3 separate regions of the Mus musculus genome follow, and all the other regions are linked to region 2. A link is a loop called in an ENCODE intact Hi-C map of the cell type or tissue named here. Cell type or tissue: left cerebral cortex. All regions are shown on one strand.

Region 1 (8,000 bases), 310 kb before region 2:
CATTCTTATGCTGGTTTGCTTGTTGATCTACAGGTCCCTTACATTCTATGAACTCTCTTTCCTTTTCTTCATTCTTCACATCAAATCAGTTTAATCAATCCTAGCTCCTACTAGTTTGTGTTCAGTCTGCTCAACTCCACTCTTGAATTCTTGCGGTGATTTCTTTCCATTTATTTTTCTGCTCCAGAATTTCCTTTGATTTCTTCTTAACATTTTCAGCTGTGTTCCTAAGTGCCACAGTAAGCACCTGTCTGCCCCACAGGAGCATTCTAGTGTTCTCTCATTCTATCATGTGTCACTGGTGTATGTGTTTCTGATGTGTACATGTGTGCACATGTATGTATAAATACAACCTCAGGTATTGTTCTTCAGGCTCCATCTACCTTGACTTTTGTTGTTGTTGTTGTTGTTGTCTTGTTTGTTTGCTTGCTTGTTTTTACCAGGGTCTCTTACATACTTGGAACTTGCAACATAGGCAGAATCAAGGAGTCCCTGGCATTGGTCTGCCTTTGGCTCCCCAGGTACGGGGATCCCAATACATGCCACTGCACTTGCCCCCCCCCAACATAAGTTCTGGGAATCACACCAAAGTCTCAAGGCTTGCAGAGCAAACCCTTTCCTGGCAGAGCTGTCTACTCAGCCAGATTTGTTCCTGTAATAGTCTGCACCTTCCTGTTTCTTTACATGCTTCTGAGTTTTAGTTTTGGTTGAAACTGGACATCTGAATTTTATGTTAGCTCATTTGGAAATCACTGCTGAAGTTTGTCTCTATTCCTGGGACGAACCTGAGGGAAAAGCTTAAGGCTTTCTTGGGTCTTTTCTGAGTCTGTACTTTCCTTGGGGATATGTGGTAAACTTTCCCTAAATTCCCTCATGTGTATGGTTGCCTTGATATATCCGAGTCCCTAAATATCTGCCTCTTCAGTGGGAAGAACGGGAAATAGAGAAAGATACTGCTGCTGCTTCCAATGGAAGCCTCAGTGGCTGGCCTCTGCTGGGGCCACTTTTCTCCTGGAAGACAAGAGCTTTAAACAGACTGTGGAATTCCTAATAGCGCCTTCCGAATGTCTCCGCTGTCATAATTGTTCCCTAGGTAGAGGGGTGAGTTCCTGGTGAGTCCTACTCCTCTGACTTCCCAGACATCACGGAGCAAATCTTTTATAGAGTTCCTTCCCCATGAAGGAGGGAGCATTCATCCTCTTCAATGTTCTCGAGGGCAGGCAGAATGTCCTGAGATTTGACTCATGTGGAAGTGGACAGGCCCTTGGAGAAACTGCAACATCAGGATACTTCAGCTGTGTAGACAACCATGCTGCCTCGTTTGAAGGTATTCCTAGAACTGAAACGCTGATGTTTGGGACTTCCTTTTACTGAATGCAAGACTTCTTTTCCCCCCGGGGGCTATGCTCACTTTCTTCTGTCCTTTTCATTGCACTGGGTTGTTGGGTATACAACCTTCCCTTGATGCACATAGTATATGATTGCCAATCCTAATTGTCATCTTGACTGGATTTACAACGACATAAGAGAGACAGGTATTCTTCTAGGCACATCTTTGAGAATGTTTCTAGAGAGAAATAACTGCGGAGCGAAATCTGCCTTCCCTCTGGGTATATCACCATCCGTGGGCCGGGACCTGTGCTGGATGATGGGGAACAGGAGAGAGGCAGCAGCTGGGTGCTGCTTCCTGGCCTGCTTTGCTGAAGCTGCTGTGCTCTACTGTGCCCTCCCTCCCCACCGTGATGGACTGACACCTTTGAAACCATGAGCTCAACAGGCTTTCCCTCCCCTTAGGTTGTTTCTTTGGGTCACAGAGATGCAGAAAGCAACAGAGTTTGGGAGTGTTCTCTTGCACAGTGCACTCAGAATGAATATGAATGGTCACATCAGCTCCCAGAGTCCTGGCAACTTGAACGCACACACATCAAGTATCTCCTGAGTAGAACACGTAGCCCAGTCTCATTTTTGCCTGAGCCTTTTCTGCTTTGTCCCTAGAAGGCAGTACTTTTTGTGATTCTTTATTGCATCTTACTTGGTATGTCCATATCCTATATATTGATTCACTGGATGGGACATCCCTGCAGGTAGCCTCCTTTGAGCCTAATAAATACATATACAAGCACACGTGAGAACTTTTACAAATACATTTGTAATTTACAATGTTAGAACAGTAATTCTCAGGTCTTGCTACTCCAATGAACGCACTCCAAACTTTGATTTCTTTTTTTTTTTAATTAGGTATTTATTTCATTTACATTTCCAATGCTATCCCAAAAGTCCCCCACATGCTCCCCCATCCACTCCCCCACCCACCCACTCCCACTTCTTGGCCCTGGCCTTCCCCTGTACTGAGACAGATAAAGTTTGCACGACCAATGGGCCTCTCTTTCCACTGATGGCCGACTAGGCCATCTTCTGCTACATATGCAGCTAGAGACAGGAGCTCTGGGGGGTACTGGGTAGTTCATATTGTTGATCAACCTATAGGGTTGCAGATCCCTTTAGCTCCTTGGTTACTTTCTCTAGCTCCTCCATTGGGGGCCCTGTGCTCCATCCAATAGCTGACCCTGAGCATCCACTTCTGTGTTTGCTAGGCCCTGGCATAGTCACACAAGAGACAGCTCTATCTGGGTCCTTTCAGCAAAATCTTGCTAGTGTATGAAATGGTGTCAGCGTTTGGAGGCTGATTTTGGGATGGATCCCTGGATATGGCAGTCTCTAGATGGTCCATCCTTTCGTCTCAGCTCCAAACTGTGTCTCTGTAACTCCTTCCATGGGTATTTTGTTCCCAATTCTAAGAAGGGGCAAAGTGTCCACACTTTGGTCTTCATTGTTCTTGAGTTTCATGTGTTTTGCAAATTGTAACTTATATCTTGGGTATTCTAAGTTTCTAGGCTAAGATCCACTTATCAGTGAGTACATATCATTTGAGTTCTTTTGTGATTGAGTTACTTCACTCAGGATAATGCCCTCCAGATCCATCCATTTGCCTAGGAATTTCATAAATTCATTCTTTTTAATAGCTGAGTAGTACTCCATTGTGTAAATGTACCACATTTTTTGTATCCATTCCTCTGTTGAGGGGCATCTGGGTTCTTTCCAGCTTCTGGCTATTATAAATAAGGCTGCTATGAACATAGTGGAGCATGTATCTTTCTTACTAGTTGGAACATCTTCTGGATATATGGCCAGGAGAGGTACTGTGGGATCCTCCGATAGTACCATGTCCAATTTTCTGAGGAACTGCCAGACTGATTTCCAGAGTGGTTGTACAAGCTTGCAATCCCACCAACAATGGAGGAGTGTTCCTCTTTCTCCACATCCTCACCAGCATCTGCTGTCACCTGATCTTAGCCATTCTGACTGTTGAGAGGTGGAATCTCAGGGTTGTTTTGATTTGCATTTCCCTGATGATTAAGGATGTTGAACATTTTTTTCAGGTGCTTCTCAGCCATTCGGTATTCCTCAGATGAGAATTCTTTGTTTAGCTTTGAGCCCCATTTTTAATGGGGTTATTTGATTTTCTGGAGTCTACCTTCTTGGGTTTTTTATATATATATTGGATATTAGTCCCCTCAAACTTTGATTTCTATGTGCCAACTAGAGATTGCTTTTCCTAGTCTACATTTTCAAAAGTGTCCAGGTAATTTTTGATACGAAGCCAGGTTGTATAACCAGTCGTGTAACTATTAAGAAAATTTAGAGGCTGACATAGAATGTTTGGAGCTAGAAATGTCGCTCCATGTTTCAGCAGCACAGCCAGGGAACGGATTCCTTCGCTTTATACTTCCTGCTTTGGAAGACAGTCCAGGCAATGTGTAAGAACCGGTTTTGAAGTTTACCGAGCAAGTCTTAATTCCATCATGGCCACCTGCTGGCTTTTATCTTTAGACACATTACTTAATCTTTAAGCGGGTCAGTTTCTTGGTCTGTAAAAAGGGAGGCGTTAGGGTTTGGTACAGTCCTTATTCTGTGGCACACAATGTTGGCTGCTTGGTGTACAAGAACGCCACTAGATTCGTCCAGGAGCAGAAGTCTACTGCAGGCACACCCTCTCCATCTGGCTGTTGGGAAACCAGGAGACTTGCTAGTGTGTTTAAGGGGCGCCGTAGCTACACAGGATTTAGACAAGCGCTGGTCCTGCGGCGACATGGCCGCAGCGCACGCCCACTAGGGGGCGCCCGAGCGACCTGAGCTCTTGCGCCAACCGCGCGGCGCCCACGCGCGTGCTCACTGGGGACGCGGAACCTCCGCCTCCGCCGTCGCGGCCTTCAGTGCGGGCGCCCCAACGAGACTTCTGTTTTCCCGCTGCCTCGCCCCAGGCTCACTCGGCCGCAGCCCCAGCACCTGCGCCGCGGCGGCCCTCGCTCCGTGGGCCGCGGACGCCCCGGCCCGATGCTGCGCTGGCTGATCGGAGGAGGCCGCGAGCCGCAGGGCCTAGCCGAGGTAATGCGCGGGGGCCCGGGGGCGGGGCCGGGGCGGGGCCTGCGGCGAGCGCCGGAAGCGGCTGCTCAGGGCCACCTGGCCTCTGCTAAGAAACTGGGACTTAACTACAAACCAGCAGGAGTGACTGCCACTCTTGATTTATTTGAACCGATAAGTCTTCTCAGCCGGGACTCGAATTTGCTTAAGGAACGTAAATTTAACTAGTTGCTTTCCGAGAAGCTAAGTGAGAAAATGATTTCTGTTTATTTAGTACATGTATGGTCTCATCGTCACATTGAAAAAATAATTTTGTCACCTTAAAAATGTTGACATCTGAAATTTACTTCATGTGCCACACAACAATTTGTGTTACACTTCCTTCCTTATAGGAAGCATTTTACAGTTTGGATTATTGCAAACTTGGCAGTTTTAACTTCCTCATAGCTTTGACATTGACACGTGATTTTTTTAAATCACTTATTTTATATAATTTGAAGTCCTTAGGGTTATGGAAGAATTGTGGATTATTGAATGGACACATAACATATATTTGACTATTTGCTTATTTAGTGAATACACTATTTTATTCAGTTCTGTCATACCTGGTAAAACTCTCACATAATTGAGTGACAGCTAGAAAAGAGACCAGATAAATGCAAAACCATCACCATGGGATAGCATGCTGGATCTTACGTTTTCTTTTCCACACAAAAGTACTTCAATTGTGTAACTGCCTTGAATATGTACACTATAAGAGCTGGTGATTTTTCCTAATGAATGAGAGAACATTACTTATGAATTACAGTCAGCCTTCCAGTCTAAGTGATTCTCAGTCCTGGGGTAATCTTGTCCCCAGAGGATAGTACAGTGTCTACTGTTGGCCATGGGTAGGTGTGATGGGGGCACTGTGTATAGAAGAAGGATGCTGCTGTCTATCCTAACACCCAGGAGAGGTCTCAGGAACAGAAACTTAACGTAGTCCAAACTCGCTTGTCAGACTTAAGAAACCTTGGTTAAGAACAAAGCTTCTTATGGTGAAATTGTACTGAATTTGCCTCCAGAAAGGGGGCCAATTGAGACTTCCCCTGTAGAGTTAAGTTACGAGGTGTGTGTCGTTAGCACAGGCTGCTGTGCTGCCTTCTGGAGGACTCTGCATGCAGGACCTGTCCCCCAGTCTTGTCGCCCAGAGGACACATGAGTCTGCTTTCACTACTACATTTAATCATTAAAGCAGACATCTGAGTGCTTGCAGTGGGCTGCGTTTGTCTGTATTTGATTCATTTAGTCTGCAGCTTTGTTTCTAACAAAGCGTGTGTGTGTGTGTGTTTATGTGTGTTTATGCGTGTGTTTCTGTGTGGGAGTGCACATGTTGAATGTTTGAGTGTATGCATCTGTGTTTGCATATGTCTGTCTGAAAGCATTGTGTTTGCATGTGTGTAAGTATGCGTGTATGTGTGAGAGAGTATGTGAATGTGTGTGAGAGAGAATGTACATGATAGCTTGTAGGGGTCAGTTCCTTTCCTTCCATCATGAGGGTCCCCGGGACGGAGCTCAGGTCATCAGACTTAGTGACAAGTGCCTTTACCTGCTGAGCTAGCTCCTTGGTCCTAACAAACTTTGATTGAGAAACAACAGTTGAGTTGATTGGCCCAGTAGTTTTAAAGTCGGGTTTATTGAGACTCAACAAAATAAAGTTTACTCTTTACAAGTTTATTGTGGTTTGAAAACACCAAAGGTTTTGATAAGAGAAATACTTCCATGTAGAACTGGTATGTATTAGCATTAGAACATAATATCTTGTGGCTTCTAAAAGCTTTTGTTCTTGCATGGATACTGTGCAGTTAAAATCATTTTATGCTTATGTTTTGTGTTTTGTGGGTTTTTTTTTTTTTCATTACAAGAAAGCTGCTTTGCAGACAATAGGAGAGGACCAAGGTCAGAACCCCTATACTGAACTGCTGGTACTGGAGGCTCATCGCGACATTGTCCGCTTCCTGGTGAGGCTCGATGACTTCAGGTAAGAGGCTTACTCTGCCCAGTGGTCAATGCTGACAAAGACGATTTAGAGCATTTTATGTTTAAAACAACTTCAAACTTAAATTATCTTTTGTAAAAACTTTCAGAATCCTGAAATATAACCAACTGAAAATTGTAGCATTTAATATTCAGTTGGAATGGACTTTGAACCCTGATGGTAACATGTTTAAATCCTTTGAAATCCATGTCACCTTGTCAGAGTCTGGTTGTCTTGACAATTACATTTGTTTGCTTTTTTTTTTCTTTGATGTTTTGGAAAAAATTGTCATGAGGTTTTAGAAATATTCTTACTACCTTAGAAGAAGCAAATGACTTTAAGATTGAGTTGTAGCTGTCAAATCTGAGAATCAAATATGTATGGAGTTTAATTTAATATTAGATACCCGCTAGAATATGCTGTTTTGAGTAGAAAGTAAAGTAAGGCTTTAATCTGAATTTCTGTCGTTGATATACCTCTTTAAAGCTTACATATTATTCTCCGGTACCTGGCTAGCATGTGTGCGAGCAGGGACAAAGGTGGTGAGGTCTGAGGGCACTTAGCTTATCCCTAGGCAGATTAGCTGCTGTCACAGCACTGATGGTGTGACTTCCTAATCTGACCTCAAAGGCCCTGAGTGGGGGCTTTGTTCTTACTATTTTATTAGCATTACTCCCAGTACTTAGCACAGTGACTTAACACGGGGCCTGTGTCGGCAGGTGGTTGTCACATGGTGCACAGGAGCTGTAGCCCCCCCCTGAGGTGGCTCTGCAGTCCCTGCCAGTTCCTCGCTTGACTGTGCTGCATTTTTTTTTTCCCCCCCGAGCTCATGAGTGACTACAGCTGTGATGACCTTTAAGTTTCCTGCTCTTGATGTCTGTTGGCTGGGGCGTTCTTGTTTATTATGTATAGTTTATTTCTGACCCACGTGCAGCTAGGACATATTTCCAAGATAAACAGAGTTCTTCACAGCATCCCCCTCACTTCAAACACTGCTGTTACTAAGGAAATGTCAGGGGTTCAGAGGTACCCTTTTTCTAGGAACTTAGGATCAAGACCAATAAAATACTTACCCACCATGTCTCCACTTGTTACTAGCCAGATTACACTGTTTTCTCATTGTGCTGGAAGACAACCGAGTCACAGCATGTATGTGTAACCCTTATAAGCTTCAGGCCTTTGGTTAACATTTGTTCTCACTAAATCCTTAAAAGTTTAATATTTATCTTTTTAAATGACCGTTTCAGTGGGACGTAGCATTTCTGCAAAGGTAGGTATTCTAGGTAACATAAGGTTTCATGTGTCATATTTAATCCTAGTATGTTGCTGGGTGAGGTGAGATTGGGGGCAGGGTGGTGGTCTGGGTAAGGGAAGATTGGGGACAGCATGGTGGTCTGGGTGAGGGGAGATTGGGGGCAGGGTGGCAGCCTGGGTGAGGTGAGGTGGCCCCTTCCCCCCTCCACCCCCACAGTGCTCTCACCATGATGTGCAGTTGTGATACCATGGGACAAATCCCAGAGCTTGACACTTGGATGTCTCTGCTTGTGTCATGTTTGCTGCT
Region 2 (8,000 bases):
ATCTGTGATGGATTGTATTGGTTGGGTTGGTTGGTGGAATACCCAGCCCACCGTGGGTAGCACCATTCCCTTGGCTTGGGTCCTCAGCTGTATAAGAGTGAAGAAGATGAGATAAGTTGCATGCATGCATGTATGCACTTCGTCCTCTTTCTGCTTTTGACTGTGAATATGAGTGGCTGTCAGGACATTCTTCCTTGACTGTCCCACAGTGATGGGCTATAACTTAGAATTTTAGCTAAATAAACCCTTTCTCTATTAAAGCAGACTGATCAAAGAAACTGCAAACAAAACTAATACCATACTGGATTCATCATTTTAGTTAATACTCATTTCTGGTCAGTTGGGTCTCTTTGTAGGACAGATGGACATCTGGACTGTTAGTTACTATGCCCCAGATTCTCTTTTAGACTGACTCCCAAGGCCAGGCAGGTCAGTGTGCTTAGGTCCATCATGGAAAACCCCACTTCTGTGTCAGACCCTTACTAATAGGGCCAAAAGCAGAACAAGCTAACCTAAGCTTCAATGCATCTTTGCACAGTTCTGGACTGGATTCCTTGAGTGTTAGTCCACTGTTTGCATCCCTTCTCACATCACCTGTATGCTTCACTTTTTGCTGAGGTCACCTCTGATCCCAAGCTCCTGTGGCTTAGAACATTCAATTCCTGCATGATGTCAGTCTGAGAACCTCATTTCCCTGTTGTCTGTTGGAAGTTGCCATAGGCCTTTCACTGGGTAGCACTTTTCACATCACGGTTAACAACATGGTAGATGCTCCTACAAGCCCAGTCAACAAGGACACCCTGGAAAGATGGGGCCAGGCCTTATGTAATCACACACAGGCAGCCATACTTGTCCCAAGCCAAACTTGACTTGTAAGAAGCCAGTCATGAGTCCCCTCCACACACAAGAGGAAGAAAGCATTCAGGGGTGAAACCAGAGAATGAAGATACCAGGGTTCTCGGTAGAAGTCCATCACAGCTTATCCTCTGGCCACCATTGACCTGTATCCTTCCTGCCTTCAGAAAATATTCCCTCTCTCCTAAGGAATTCAAGAATCTCACAGCATGCACAACCTGTTCGGCTGAGTTCACAACAACATCATACGAACAAGGTCCAGCTGTGGATGAGGCCCCTTGGATGTACTTCCTCAGTCTAATAAAACTAAAGACAAGTCATGTGTCTCCTAACTCCATGAAGGAACAATTTCAGTTAAACAGATATAGAAATGCCCATTTTAAAGAGAGAATGAAAAGAGAGTTGCTAGCCATTGTGGTGGGACATGTCTGTAATGCTGGCCCACAGGAAGACTGCAAGTTCTAGACCATCCTGGGTTACACTGTAAGACCTTGTCTAACAATGGAAATAGATTTTTAAAAAATTGCCAATCTTAAAGCCTGCAACATAATGGCTTCTTCCAGAATTCCATGGTAGATTATAAGGATGTAATAATTTCAGAGCATAAACCTCCAGGCTAGGTTGGTTACACCCTCTGGATCTTCCTTTTTTATAACTTTAAAAAAATAATTATTTAATATATGAGTATTCTGTAGCTATCTTCAGACAACACCAGAAGAGGTCACCAGATCCTATTACAGATGGTTGTGAGTCGCCATGTGGTTGCTGGGAATTGAACTCAGGACCTCTGGAAGAGTAGTCAGTGCTCTTAACCACTGAGCCATTTCTCCAGGCCATGGATTGTCCTGTTTTAAGGAATCTGCTTCCACTGGTACATTTTTGAGAACTACCTTATCGCTTTGTGCCCATTCCATCCATTTCAGTTTGATGATGTTTTTGCAGAAATGATTTTCTCAAATATGTTGTGGGTTTCCCACAAATTTCCTTTCACATAAAAGCTGTGACCACTGCTCATTTTGAGTTGAACCTTTATCTACCTAGATTCCTGCTGAGAGGTTGAAGCCAGCTCCATTAAGCTTCCAAATGACATCATCACTGGACAGGATCTGTGAGCTTTATCCCTGGTGTCTTGGGAGGGGCTTGCATATGCCTAAACTCCCTGCAGTATTAACAAAATTTGTACAATGTCCATTGGGGTGTTTTTCCCACTCTGGGCCAGAATTCATATGCATTAAATGCTCCAATGTAATTTTTTTTAAAAAAGTTTTTTCTCTTTTAATTTGGTTGGTTTGAGACAGGGTCTCTCTCTACATAGACTTGGCTGTCCTGGAATTTACTATGTAGACCAGACTGGCCTAGAACTCACAGAGCTCTCCTTGCCTCTGCCTTCAGAGTGCTGGGAGTAAAAGTGTGCACCACCATGCCTGACTTTATTGTTAATTTTAACTGTGTGTGCATTTGTGTGCATGAGTTACGTACCCACAGGGGCTCCGGAAGAGGTCAGATTCCTGGGGCTTGAATAGAGGATGCTGTAAGCCAAGGGAAGCAGATACCAGGACCCCAGCTCTCATCCCCTGTAAAGGTCGCGCCCGCTCTGAGCCGTGGAGTCATCTGTCCAGCCTCCAGCATAAGTTCCCAATGTTACATCCTTCCTTCTGAGGATTTTCAAAATCATGAAGTTCTGCTGCCTTTCATTGCTTGTCAGCTTCTCCCTGCCACTCCTGTCCTCCAGCATTTTACTGTGAGCACTGAGAAGAAAGCAGGTGGCACTTTCAATATTTTACTCTGGTGTCATCTCAACTGCACAGCCATACCCACCACCGCTTACCTCATGTGAGTGGTGTCCTCGAGATTCACTTGTGCCTTTCTGCCTTTAGGACAGTTATAGCATTTGAGTATATATATATATATATATATATATATATATATATATATATATATATATATATATATATACACATGTATATATCCACACATGTAAAGGAATGTATAAAGTCGTGCTTAAATGCTTGGAATTTTTTATATTTGCTGAATTCACGTTTTCTTTTTCTTTCTTTCTTTCTTTCTTTCTTTCTTTCTTTTTTTTTTTTTTTTTTTTTTTTTTTTTTTTTGGTTATTTTAGTACCTGAACTTTTTAGAAGAGCCCTGTTAAATGTATAAATGGAAGTTTAAATAGATGGTAAACAACAGTGACTGCCTGTCATGTACAGAGGCCTCTAGGAAGCTGATGAATTTAATAAGCTCTTTTCATTCCGGCAAGGTTTACAAGGAAGATAGGGCAAGCCACAGAACTGTGGAGACCAAAGCAGGGCTAGTAACCATTGCAAGTTCCCTGAGAGGATGCTGGCCCTGCAATGCTGCTGCCCTGAGTCCCTCTAGTGGCTTAGACTGCAAGGCGCACCTCTCTGAATACTTTGGCGGAGCAATCACTTCCCATGAAGTTAGACCGGAGCCAAGTGTGGTGGCGAACGCCTCTGATCCCCGTATCTGGGAGAGGCTAAGGCATGAGGATTAGAAGTTGAAGGACAGTTTAGGCTTCAGGCTGAATTACTATCTCAAAAAAAAAAAAAAAAAAAAATAGAAGTATTATCTGATCAACAAGATGAAAAGCAAAACCTCAGAAATTCTTCCTGCAGTACTTTTTAAAAATTTAATCTCTGCACAAATATTCTGTATGTCACCAGACACCGCAATCCTTTTGATGATCTTTAATGATTGCCAATTGCCTCCTTCTAGCATGACCTTCTGTCCCTGCAACCTGGGCTCCTTGCCCCCACACTTGCCCTCTGGCACTGCTGGGCACGGTTCTAATCACCATTCTAATCTCTTCTCTACCTGACAGCCTTGAAAATATTTGCAAATGGCTTCTCACCTGCCCCCTCACCTCCCAGGCAACACACAGTTCCTTCAACTAATCTCAGCCACTAGGTTCTTCTCTCTGTCTTGGTTGTTCCTTTCTGGGTTGTCCACACTCCTCTGAAGACATGCTGTCTATCAAAGACCTGCCCCCAACACCAGAGATGTGACCCGGTTATATCAAGTGTCACCGAGCAGTTACAACGATCTTGCCAGCTGCCCTACCTCCAGACCCCATTCTCTGAGCAGCATTGTCACAGATGGACTGAAAGCTGAGACTGCCCTTATGTGGCTAGGCCACACTTCAATCAACTTCACAGAAGCCGTACTTTGTCCTCTTTGTCACAAGCCTAGAAACGCTTCGCATTTTTGGATCAGGCTCATGAGTTTACAGATATAAAAGAATACAAACAACTGTAAGTAGACGGCCAGGTCTGCATGAACTAGACATGCAAACAATCAAAGAGATCAAAAGGAGTCTTGGGAATGAACTGGCTCCCTGGTGCCTCTTGGGTACTTGGAGTAGGTCTCTGACCTCTGGGTTGGCAGATGACCAGCCTCAATCCCTTCCTCCTCACTTTAAACTCACTGCCTTCGATACTGCCCTCTGTGGACACAGGAGAGAGACTCGGTGTCAATAACGTAGCATCCCTTGATAGTGTGAAGACTGATATTCAGTCTACGCACATCTCTCTCCTCTGAGCTAATGGAGACTTCTCCCTGAAGGGCTGTTTTTCAAAACCTTTCATCACTCACTTCGTCTCCCCTGACTCCACTCCAATCTCACCATAGCATCCTGCACTTATGGGCCCCAAGTCTGAGCAGTATGCTCTAATGACCTATATTGGCTATAGATTAAAAGAGTTATCTCTGTGAAAATATTTCCTTTATAATACAGCTTGCCGTAACTAAGATTTACATGCCTAAAGACTCCTTGGAGTATAACTAACGGGTAGCATTTAAAACTTTCTTTGTAGATCATCTGGTTTGATATCCGGGCCCATTGTCTCACAGCACCAATGTTGTGTCTGACACTGGGTCTCCCAGCCTGCCATCAAGAGACGACCACAGGGCAATAATGGTATCGGCTGGGTTTGGAGAGTAAGAATCCTTTTGTCTTGGGAAGAAAAAAATAAACTATGGGGGGTGAGATGGCTTGGTGGATCAAAGGCTTGACACCAAACCCGACGACTTAAGTTCAACCCTTTGGACCCACATAGCAGAAAGGACTGACAGTTCGTGTTGTTCTCTGGCTCCAACATATGCACTATGGTATGTGCACACACAGGATAAATGAAATGTATTTGTAAAACAAACAAACAAAAAGACTAGGAATTGCTCTCAGCAGGGATATTCTTTTTTTTTTTTAATGACCTTTACATTTTTTATTTTCCTTTTATGTGTATATATGTGTATGTGTGTGTGTGTGTGTGTGTGTGTGTGTGTGTGTTGTCCCTGCACATATGTCTGTGTATGATGTACATGCCTGATGCACTAGAAGGCCAGAAGAGAACATCAAGTCCCCTAAGACTAGAGTTACAGGTAGTTCTAGGAGCCAGCCACCATGTAAGTGCTGAGAATCAAAGCCAGATCCTCTGGAAGAAGCCAGGACTCCATTACATGGAATATCTCTCTCTCTCTCTCTCTCTCTCTCTCTCTCTCTCTCTCTCTCTCTCTCTCTCTCACACACACACACACACACACACACACACACACACACACACACACACACACACATACACACACACACACACACACACACACACATCTTTATCTGGCCTTCATCATCTTCTTTGGATCTTTATCCCAGTATCTGACCTTTCTATAATCCTATTGCCGCTCCCCTACATACCCCAGGATGCTGTTTTCTTCCAGCCATCCTATAGACTCAGTACATCTTAGAACCTATCTCACAGAACCCAAGCCTCTACCTCCTATTGAAGCCAACTTCAGATGAGTGTTTGAGATATCTCACTGAGCCAATTGCCTTAATGAATTCTTAGTGATGCCTTTGCTTTAAATAGGTGCTTAGTCATCTAAAAGGTTGCCATCAGGATGGGGAGATGGTTCAGTTGATAAAGTCCTTGCCTTGAAGGGTATGAGAAACTGAGTTTGATCCTCAGAGCCCATGTAGAAATGCCAGGCAGGGTTCTGTGAGCTTGCAATCCCAGGGCTGGGATGTGAAGGAAGATCCCTGGGACTCACTACCAGTCAGTCTCACATAAGTGATGCTCTCCAAGCCAGAGATCCTGTCTCAAAAGAGGCAGATGGCATCCTTGAAGATGATCCCTGACTATGTCTTCTAGCCATCTCATGTGTACCTGCACATAAATGAACATGCACATGCTGTCATTAGAGGACATCAGAAGGTCACAAAGATGAACAAAATGGACTCCACAAGAGAGGATTCTTGGGAAACATGGACACCACTCTGGTGGACTCACTGTGCTTGATCCACAGCGGCGGGGAAACAAAAGGAGAGAAAACAGAGAGATTCCATTTGGGAATCTCTGCTGACTGACACCTGCTTTCCAGAGGCTCCCACATTCCTCCATTTATGAGTCATAGATTATACACTTGCTTGTCAGTAGTTCCAATGTGCTTAAAACTGTCCCTATTTGGGGCTGGCTGGCTAAGTGGGTAAAGGTACCTGCTGCCAACCCTGGCGGCCTGAGTTTAATTCCCAGGATTTACAGGATTCACATGACAGGAGACAATGGATCCTACAGTTGTCTTCTGATCTCCTCACTAATGCTGTGGGACACACAGACACACAAGACACACAGACATAGCCAGATACACACACACACACAAAGAGAGAGAGAGAGAATAATACTTTTTAATGTGAAACTACCTTTACTTTGATAAACTGCTAAATAAAAGCAGCCACACACCCCTTTCTTTATATATTCACATAAAACTCTAGAAAAAGCAAATTCATCCACATCAATAAAAGCAGATTAGTAATTATCCAAGGTCAAAAGAGGAGTGTGAGGTGTGATACCAAGAGACCTTGAATGTAATAAAGGTTTTGTGAGTGATTGCATGTGGCAGGCTGCAGAAGTGTCCAGCAAGGCACATGTTAAAGGCTTAGTCCACAGCCCCTTGTGACACTGCGCGGTGTTTGAACCATGGAGAGGTAGGGCCTACTAGGTGGTCTTCTGGTCATATGGAAGTGTTCCCGGGAAGAAGGTCTCAGAAGCCAGACCTTTCTCCTCACTCTCTTTTGCCTCTTAGCCTCAGTAACGTGAACAGTTTCTTCACTCTGCACCCTAGTTGTGGTATACTGCATTGGCACAGGCCCACACTGTAGGAAACTGACCACAGACTGACCCTACGAACCGTGAGCCAAAATTCAACTTGCCGTCTTCTTTAATTGTTTGCCTCTGTTAATTTGGTATAGTAATAGAAAGAGAGCACAATACGCCTGCCGAAGCTCGCCACGGTGCACGTTTTAAATATTTACCATTTATTCTTCAGCTGAAGGTTGAACTGACAGATGCTAAGAGTTTGTCATATTTGCCTTGAGTGTTGGATTGGTAGGATATTACATGCCGTGAGAGCAGAATTTCCTCTGAAAGACAGTCAGGAAGATATGCCAAGCCCAGCTGAGGGCACCAGCAGAAGAACTCAGGGGCAAAATAAAGACACAGCCGACAGCAACTCAGGACAAGCCAGTCCTCACCGTGGGACATCCCAGCTTTAAAGAAACTCTTACTAAAAACTCCCAACTATACCAGAAAAGCACTGGAGAGCCAAACCACGAAATGAACTGAAAATTCATTGAAAAGTAATGCCTCAGGAAGAAAAGAAACATATAGGTGACTACAAAATAAAACTGCTGAAAATGATCTGTAAGAACAAACAGGAATAGAAAATGAGACAAAATGACAGCTTATGAAGACGGCAGCCCCCCCCCCCCAGCCACTTGGGAGGCTGAGGTAGAAAGATTGCTTGACTCCAGGAGTTCAAGACCAGGGTGAGTAACATAGTGAGACCACTCATCCGAAACAAAGACAAAAAGAGAAAAGAGCAAAATCATTTTCATAGCAAAAATTTACAGACACTATCTCTCTATACCCTCTGTGTCTGTCTGTGTCTGTGCCTGTGTCTGTGCCTGTGTCTATATCTACTTACTTAATGGAAATGAGTAACAGTTTAAGATACCCAGTAACAGGAGGATGCCCACAGGAACTACAGAAGGGATGTGTAGAAAAGCATAAGGAAGCAATACAACAGAATCATTTTAAGAATTCTCATGTCAGAAATTCTACGCCAGGCATAGTGGC
Region 3 (8,000 bases), 66 kb before region 2:
GCTGTTGTTTTGTTTTGCTTTTGTTTTTTTTTTTTTTTTGAGACATGTTTTCTCTGTGTAGCTATAACTATCCTGAAACTCACTTCGTAGACTAGGTTGACCTCAAACTCAGAGAACCCCCTGCCTCTGCCTTCCAAGTCCTGGGATTAAAGGTGTGCACCACCACTGCACAGCTCTGATTTTAAATCTTATTTGAAAGTTTAAAAAGAAGAATAACCTAGATGCCTTTAAAAACTAATATAACTACAGTGCAAATCAAGGGAAAAATTAAAATAGGATCCCTTGGGCTGCCTCACATACAAGACACTATAAGTTCAGTTCTCAGCACTGGCTCTAATTTGTGTGTCATGAGGGGGAAGGAACTGCGTAAAAATACACAATGGCAGAAAGTAAACCCAGGTCCAACAAATATCAATTATAGCACTTGCCTGAGCTTAGTAAACGCTATGCTTCATTTTGAGATAAAAGAATAATGAAGGTAATAGCAAGAACACCAAGAATGAGGATATGACCATGTAGTTGTTCTGTCTGACATTCAATGGGAGTCCAGAGGGCCCTGGTCCTCCATGGCAGAGGCAGCTGAGGGAAGTGTGATGGGAAGACCAACCATCAAGGTCCATGCAAGCCCAAGATGGTCCTGTAGGGAACTGAATCTCAAGAAACCTGAGTGGGCTACATGCTCCAGCTCTCTTCCCACTTACATTTTGGAGACAACTGTGAGGATTCCAACTTTGACACCAGAAAATGAAGAGAGAGCTGTGTCCACAGCCACAGGACAGTATAGTCTGCTTTAGGTGGCCGCACATAAGTTATCTGAGCCACGGGACAACTTCACTCATTTAAAGGATGGGCTCTCCAAGTGTGGCCCCCAGATCGTCAACAAGACATCTCCTAAAAGCTCACTGAAACTGCAAGTTCCCAGTTTCCTCTCAAGTCCTATGAAATCAGACACTCGAGGGGTGGGGCCCAGACCCACTGTATGCTTTAACAAGCTGGCCAGGTGATTCTTGTTTGAGAGTCAAGACTTAGAAAAACAAGAACTCCTATAAAAAGTAGCTCTAATCCTCCCCCCCCCCCCCCGACCAAATAAAACTCATTATTTACTGTGTGATCACATAAATATTTCTCTTCCTTTTATGTACAGTCAGCTAGCATTATCCTCAATGGCTCTAGCATGGCATGGAACAATTCTATGGAAGTCATCAACAACTGGTTTAAGCCCCTTTGGAAGAGATCTACCCTCCTGTGTAGGCTTGGCTCACTAAACATTATGGATCTTTCCCAAATCCCCAGCATCTACAGGAGAGGTTGGCATAAATATCAGTGGAAGGAATATGTGAGCATGGTGAAGTGGGTAGACAAGGAGAGGTATTGGCCCTCAGCACAGAGTCATCTGGCTGGTCACCCCTGGATGACACCACCTACATCCACAATCAGCTCACCTATGTCGAGTGTAGCATCAATAAAGACGACTAGGACTGGCTCTCAGTCCTGGATGCTCCAAGTAGCAACAGCTGGTACCAGAAAAGATTGGTAAGAATTCCTAGTTCCTGCCCAAGGGAAGTTCAGTTGTCTCCTCTGAGGATTTCTGAACAAGAATTACAGAACTGCCATGCATCAGGAATGAGCATCCTGTAGGAGTCTCCCGTTAGAGTACTATTTTAGAAAAGCAAGCAAAAGAGAGATGAATTGCTAGGAAGTTGAATTTTTACAGCAACTGGGAGACAAACTCCTTACCAGAAATGGAAACTCATGTGATATCATTTCACTGCATATGAATTATTAATGTTTATAATCTTTTTTTGCCAATTAGGTATTCAAGAAGGTTCCTGTTGACATCATGTTTGACATCATAATGCTTCATCATTCTAAAAGCTTAATGAAATAAATTATTGCTAGAAAAAGACAGAGATCAAACACACTTTTTTTGCACTCAGGGGAATACGAGAAGCCAACTGGATAATGAAGATATTGTTTACCATTGATGTACAAAAAGGAATGAAAAAGAAACATTAAAAAAACCCCAGTGCTGTAAATGGGACCAAATGGGCAAGACTTTCTTTTCCTACCCAAGCACTCAGAAAGAGAAGAGGAGCCGCACACCTGACAACTATCACGCACTCAGGGAAAAGGAATTCTTATTCTAAAAAGCAAAAGAAATTTTTTTTTTTTTACACACTTATCACATCCATGTAAGAGAACAGAAGATGTGAACTCTACAATTGAAACCAACCGTAGAACACTGAGTGGGAAGGTAATGGGATACTATTAAGTATTTGGGGGGGGGGTAATTGTGTGATAATACATTCTATAGTGTTTATATAAATATACATGATCTAATTTCAGTGTATAATCTCTGAGGTTTATGTCATGCATATTCATGTGGAATCACTGAAATATCACTCTCCCTTCCAACATTCCTAGTAATGACTTGGAATAAATTAAGCTCTTATTTGGAAATCTTGTTGATAAAGTGACTTAAATTCCTCCCCAGGTCAAGCCTTTTAACACTTAAGCCAAGTAGCACGAGATTTGTTCAAGTTTATAGTAACTGCTAATAATCGGCACCCATTTTCTCCACCAGTTTTTTACTCCATTTGGTTTCTAAGTAGCCTCTTGAGGAAAGCATTAAGACGAAGAAAAATAGACTCATTCATTATTTTTTTTTCGTTCACTAAACAAACACCCAGTAGCTGGGGTTGCCAGGTATTAAAAAATGAGTTCCTTGCTCCTATGAAAGGAAAAAATACATAAGTTTCTCTCGAGCAACCGAAATGAAATACCGCAAGCTCATGAGCAGCCACTATTCTTGACTATGCTTTAGGCCTTCAAATCCCCTTTCAAAACCTCACGTTAAAAATGTTGCTAAATATAGCCTTCTTAGCACCTTGAAATTTCTTCTAATGGTAACTTTATGTTGCTGCTGGCAGGGGACCCAGAAAGCAGCAAACAAAAGCAAATTTTGTGCCCACCACAGCCCTCTGTAACAAATATTTAATTGAATCCAGGTCTCTACTCTTCAGATACACTGTTAATATTCAAAAGTAAGAAAATAAACTTATTCCTGATACATAGTAGGTATGTATTAAATGGTATTTTATGTTAATGGTGATCACAATTATTGCTAGAAAAAGTCACAGCCATTAGTAAACACTGGTTAAGTTGTATGTAGCAAAATGAGATTCCATTTTACAAAAATGAAGTTCATGGAAAGGCAGCCCACTATCCCTACTGTTCCTCCAGTGTGTCTGCACTTCGTTCAGGGAAGACCCAGAGCTTCCTCACACTGGGCCAACTGTTGAATGTATTTTTACTACCAGACATACAATTGTGTCTTTGTCAAGGAATCATGGAATGGTCCCTGGTAATCTACTGACTACATAAGAGCTGTGTGTATCTAACATTAAGAGCTTAAAGACGTATTTTTCCTCTGCACAATGAGATGTGCTATTGCTCTTGGGTTTGCTATAAAGCAATTAATCTGACACAGTGAAATCCTCTCGGATGTAATCGTACTTTGAAAACATATCTTGGAATAGATTTTCATCAGGAACTATTTAGAGACTGTTTTAACCATCCATTTCACATCCTCACAATCCCACCACCCACACCCACCCCGGAAGACATGTATGCAGAAGCACCATCCTGAGGCAGCTGCCCTGAACTGCTGGCGTTCCAAACTCTGGCTGGGTTCTCTCAATAATGTCCAGGATACAGTCATCCCAGAGAAACACTATAGTAACAGGTTCCACTTGGCTCTCCCCTAGTCCCTTTCTATAGCTCTTCAAACGTAAGCAGCCTAGTTCATTCACAAATCCCTGCACTGGGCCACTGTGCAGAGAACTCCATCCAGCCTAGCTGATTTACAGGTAAAAATCTAAACCTGAGGCGCTCTAGCATCCTGGTGCTGAGGCTGCACTGCATACAGACCTAGCTCAGCGCTCAGGTTGCATTCAGAGGAACTCGCATGCTCTTGGTGATGCATACCCATCCCTCCAGCTGCATCCATTGGGCCACAGCTGCCCTCCCTCAGCAAGAAACAGGCGCCCCAACTGCTTTCCGCTGAGCTGCACTCTGCACCTGTCCCCACCTCAGGACCAGCTTAGGTTTGTTTCCCTGCATCCTCCAGGATCTTTTTCATCTCCAATTCCTTGGGCCCTCACCACCAGCAAAAAAAAAAAAAAAAAAAAAAAAAAAAAAAAAAAACCGAAAAGTAAACTCCGCCTTAGCAACACCCTCCCCCAATCGATCGTCCAACTCCCGCACGAGCCCCCCACTTAAGGCAGACCCGACGGATAACCCCCCAACAGCCAGGATTTACCTTGACGCTGGTGTAGCTAGTCTGGGTCTCGGCCTCGGCGCTGCTGCAGCAGTGGCGCCTCCGGCCCCGGCAGGTGGTCGTGGCGGGGCCCGAGGACCCCGTGCTGCTGCCGCTGCCCAGTTCAGCCCGGGATCTGCGGACTCGGACAGCGCCCGGGGGTCCCGCCGCGCGACTCGGGGGCATGGCGTCGGCGGCGTCGGTCTGCACGAAGAGGCCGTGCAGGGGCGCCGTGGGGCCCTGCGACACGCTGCTGGTCTGGCGGGGCGAGTTGGACTCATCCGAGTCCCGGCAGTAGATCACACCGCTCTGCGAGACATGGATGCTGGGGGCGCAGCCCATCCCTCAGCCGGGCTCCCCCGCGCGCGCCCGCCCGCGCCCCCGGGCCACCCGGACTCGGAGCTCCCACGGCCACCTGCAGTGAGGGGGCGGGCGTGGTGACGGTGGTGCCCAGACTGCGCGCCCCCCAGTCTGGGTGGCCACCGCTCTGTCGGGCTCGCCTCCGTGCCCCCTGGCGAGCGTCCGGGGGCAGCGCGCGTCACCCCAACTTTCCCTCCCGGGCCATCTTCCTCCCGGAGCGGCAGAGCGCGCACACACGGCCCGCGCGCCCCAGCGGCCGCCACCCTCCCCGCCGCAGCGCCCCAAACGCGCGCCCCGCGCCTCCGCCCTCTGCTCCGCCCGCGCCTCGGCCCGCGCCGCCCAGCTCCCCACACTCCGGCCAGGGCGCCCGCCCGCCGGCCGGCTCAGTCTTCCCACTTTCAGTCCTTGCACGTCCCCTCCCAGTGTCGGTCCTCCTCTGGGTCCCCAAGGGCCACCCCACTGCACTCTTCTCCCTGCCGCGCAGTGCCTGGCAGCACGCCTAGGTGCCCTCCGGTTCTTGGCTGTCCAGAGGCCTTGTCCCTTGGGGAGCTCCTTATCCACAGGGCCCCCTACTGCTCTAGCCCCTCTCCCCCTAGTCTGCACTAGCCCTGCTCCAGGCCAAGAATAGCTGGGTAGACCTTCGGGGTAAGTATCTTCTCAAAAACAGAATGCCCTATCCAAACAGCAAGAAGCACATAGCTCAGGCCCACCAAGCCCATTGACTTGGTTGTCAACACACTTGAGGAGTTAAGAGACCCAATTCTTGCATAGCTCACCAGCACCCACCTTCCCCCACATACTAATTCTAGAATTCAGCTGGGTGGTGGCCCAACCTTTGGAAAAAAAACCCATTCCCTGTCTGCAAATCCTTCAGAAGTGCATGCCAAGAGATGGGCTATCCCACAGGGGAATACAATCCTTATTTCCGTGGAAGATCCAAGCTGTCTGCATGTGGTTTTCTGTTCACTTGTCTGTTGCAGTCATTTTGTTTGCTGGTTTGGTTTGGTTTTTCTCCCCCCAACCCCCAAATCTTAAGTTCTTCTCTGGGTGTCACTAACCCAGCCTCCCACTTTTCTTCTTCCTCCTGGGGACCTCCCTCAGCCCCCTCAGTGAAGGCCACACTGCTAGAGAAGCAATTCTGCTGTGTGACATAAGGTGGAAATCCATGTCCCAGGTCCCCAGGCACCACTTGCCTACTTAAGGTCTCCTTCAGTAATTTCTGCCACAACCACAGTGGCCCAAGGGAGAAAGTGAGATGGTCCGAATAAGGGCTTCACTTAGAGTTCTACAAGGATAAATTTCAACGCAAAATACAAAGTATCCAGTTCAAAACTATGTCATTAGTCTCCTCCTCTCCCCACCCCACCCTCATCCCATCAACTCAGAGTTGTCAGAGGAAGATGTCTGATGATGTCTTCTGACTGCCAAATCAAAACATGAGAGACATCTCTCCACTTCTGACATCCACTCTGGGGATGAGAGTTTACATCTATAGTTCTAAGAATTGGGAGGCTGAGGCCAGTCTGATCTTCATGAGTTCTAGGCCAGCTTGGCCTACCGGGTACGATTCCCATCTCTGAACAGAAACACCACCATATTTCAAGTTCAGCTAGAGAGAAGGGAACAGAATGGAGCTTATTCTACTTTTGTTTGATCCCAGGTTAGCTGTAACTTTCTTCTTCACTTTAATGACACAAAAGAGTTCATCTTCAGTTAATCTTCAGTAATTTCTGCCACACCCACAGTGACCCAAGGGAGAAAGTGAGATGGTGATCAGGTGTTCCTACCAACTGTGTCAGTGATCTTGGATGAGGCAGACCTCATTAGCTAAGGCACTCCCCGACTTACTACTTATGGAAGGGCATGCCCAGCAGTGGAGGTGTAACTCAGAGCCCTTCTTCCTTCACATGACTGCTTCCCCACAGTACCCTTGCATGTTGGTTGGCCCTCATACAGTTAAGAATGCCACCATTACCCAGGAACGATCATTTACTTAAACCTATGTCTGATGGCTACTCTCTGCCTTCCTTCCAGTGAATCACTAAGGGATAAGCTAAATTACAAGAAAGTCCCCCTCCCCCAAATCTCCATCTCAGCTCCAGGTGCACAAATGTAATCATTCACACCCATTTCAGGCATCATCTGTCAGGAAACTAAGTGTCACATAATTCTCATGCCACAGCCATGTTCAGGGCATCCTCAAGGAATCACTCGATGGAGCCCCTCATGGAAGAAAAAAGTCCCGGGGACTGCTTCAGAAGACAAGACTATGATAAAAACACAAATTACACTCTCTCTTCTGGTGGGGAGATTAGGAGATGAATCATGCTGCAGACATCCAGAAACAAATTTAGGTTGAACTTATACATTTTTAAAAATGAGTAAGCCCCGGGGGTATGACCTTAATGTAGCTAGTGAGTGACCAGACAGAGTTAGCAGGTTAATAGAACATTTCATGTTGGTTGAATGTGACTTCTCCTTTGGATAGGAGACAGAGGGAAAAGTAATCTAGATATCCATTTTTACAATCCATTTTCAAAGCAACCACAACTTCCACCTCCAAGTCTGGCTAGGTAAAAGAAAAGAAAATATCTGTCCCTATAATTTCCAAGTGTTCTCAGTGGGAACGTGTGACTTGCCCCCATGACAAGGACGTATCTGAGCTAATCACTGAAACTTACAGGAGTGTATAGATGGAGAAGAAATGGGAGTCTGAAGTCATTTCCCCAGCTAAGTTCTGAGCCCTGAGTGTTGGCCTCATGAAGAACTGACTTCCTCGCAAGGACACCAGTGCCACCCAGGGTAACAGCAGTCTCCTTACACACAGACACTGCAGTGCTTCTTTAGGCCCAAGTTGTAAAATAAGGTCAGGAAACCCGACATTCAAAAAAGAAATTAATTAAAGTGAGAAAATTTTAGCAAAAATGTCCCAGAAGCAAATGGAAAGAAAGCTAACTGAATTTAAAAAAAAAAAAAAAAAACTTAAAAAGAAACAAAAAACTTATCTAATGTCCAAGGTCAACAGAGTGGCTTCTATGTTTTATAATGATATTAAATAAGCACTTACTGCAAAATTATGACCCAGAGCACTGCAGGATCTTGAAGAATTAAGGTCCATTCCAAATCTAAAATGAGATGAATCTCCCAGAATTCCTCTCAAGGTAGCAGAAAATGTGATTAATACATTTTGAATCCTTTTTAACCACAAAGGTTAAAATAGCCAAAGCCACCTGATTGATCTTTAGATAACCAAACATTTAATCAACTGATCAGCCTTACAGAACTTCGGGGTTCAAACAGTGTTCCTCCTGGGGGCCAGATG

The links. Peaks named below come from ENCODE experiments on the same cell type or tissue, not always from the same donor. Only the 100,000 strongest peaks of a DNase experiment are listed, where the experiment ranks them.
Region 1: a loop joins it to region 2, with 9 times the contacts of the local background. A loop is called at or near these places in 3 of 42 quality-filtered maps.
Region 3: it touches region 2 in a loop (4-fold over the local background); 2 of 42 quality-filtered maps call a loop at or near these places.

Annotation. Positions count from the first base shown.
Region 1 is chr13:94,972,144-94,980,143 of GRCm38, forward strand. Wdr41 (WD repeat domain 41) reads left to right here and starts at 4,201. Exons shown (of 14, transcript NM_172590.3): 1 at 4,201-4,446; 2 at 6,327-6,442. The coding sequence starts at 4,396. Gm41024 (a long non-coding RNA gene) reads left to right here and starts at 6,454. Exons shown (of 2, transcript XR_873814.1): 1 at 6,454-8,000. In left cerebral cortex, a CTCF peak has its summit at 4,171 (motif pointing right); DNase peaks (open chromatin) are centred at 4,161 and 4,487; H3K4me3 peaks cover 1,580 bases; H3K27ac peaks cover 1,220 bases.
Region 2 is chr13:95,283,967-95,291,966 of GRCm38, forward strand. No RefSeq gene overlaps it. Among named protein-coding and RNA genes, the nearest start is that of Zbed3, 37 kb to the right of the region's middle. In left cerebral cortex, a CTCF peak has its summit at 3,238 (motif pointing left); DNase peaks (open chromatin) are centred at 3,227 and 6,243.
Region 3 is chr13:95,218,154-95,226,153 of GRCm38, forward strand. Pde8b (phosphodiesterase 8B) reads right to left here and starts at 4,939. Exons shown (of 22, transcript NM_001374003.1): 1 at 4,322-4,939. The coding sequence starts at 4,660. In left cerebral cortex, no CTCF peak of the experiment used is centred here; DNase peaks (open chromatin) are centred at 1,591, 3,316, 3,737, 3,927 and 3 more places; H3K4me3 peaks cover 3,552 bases; H3K27ac peaks cover 2,909 bases.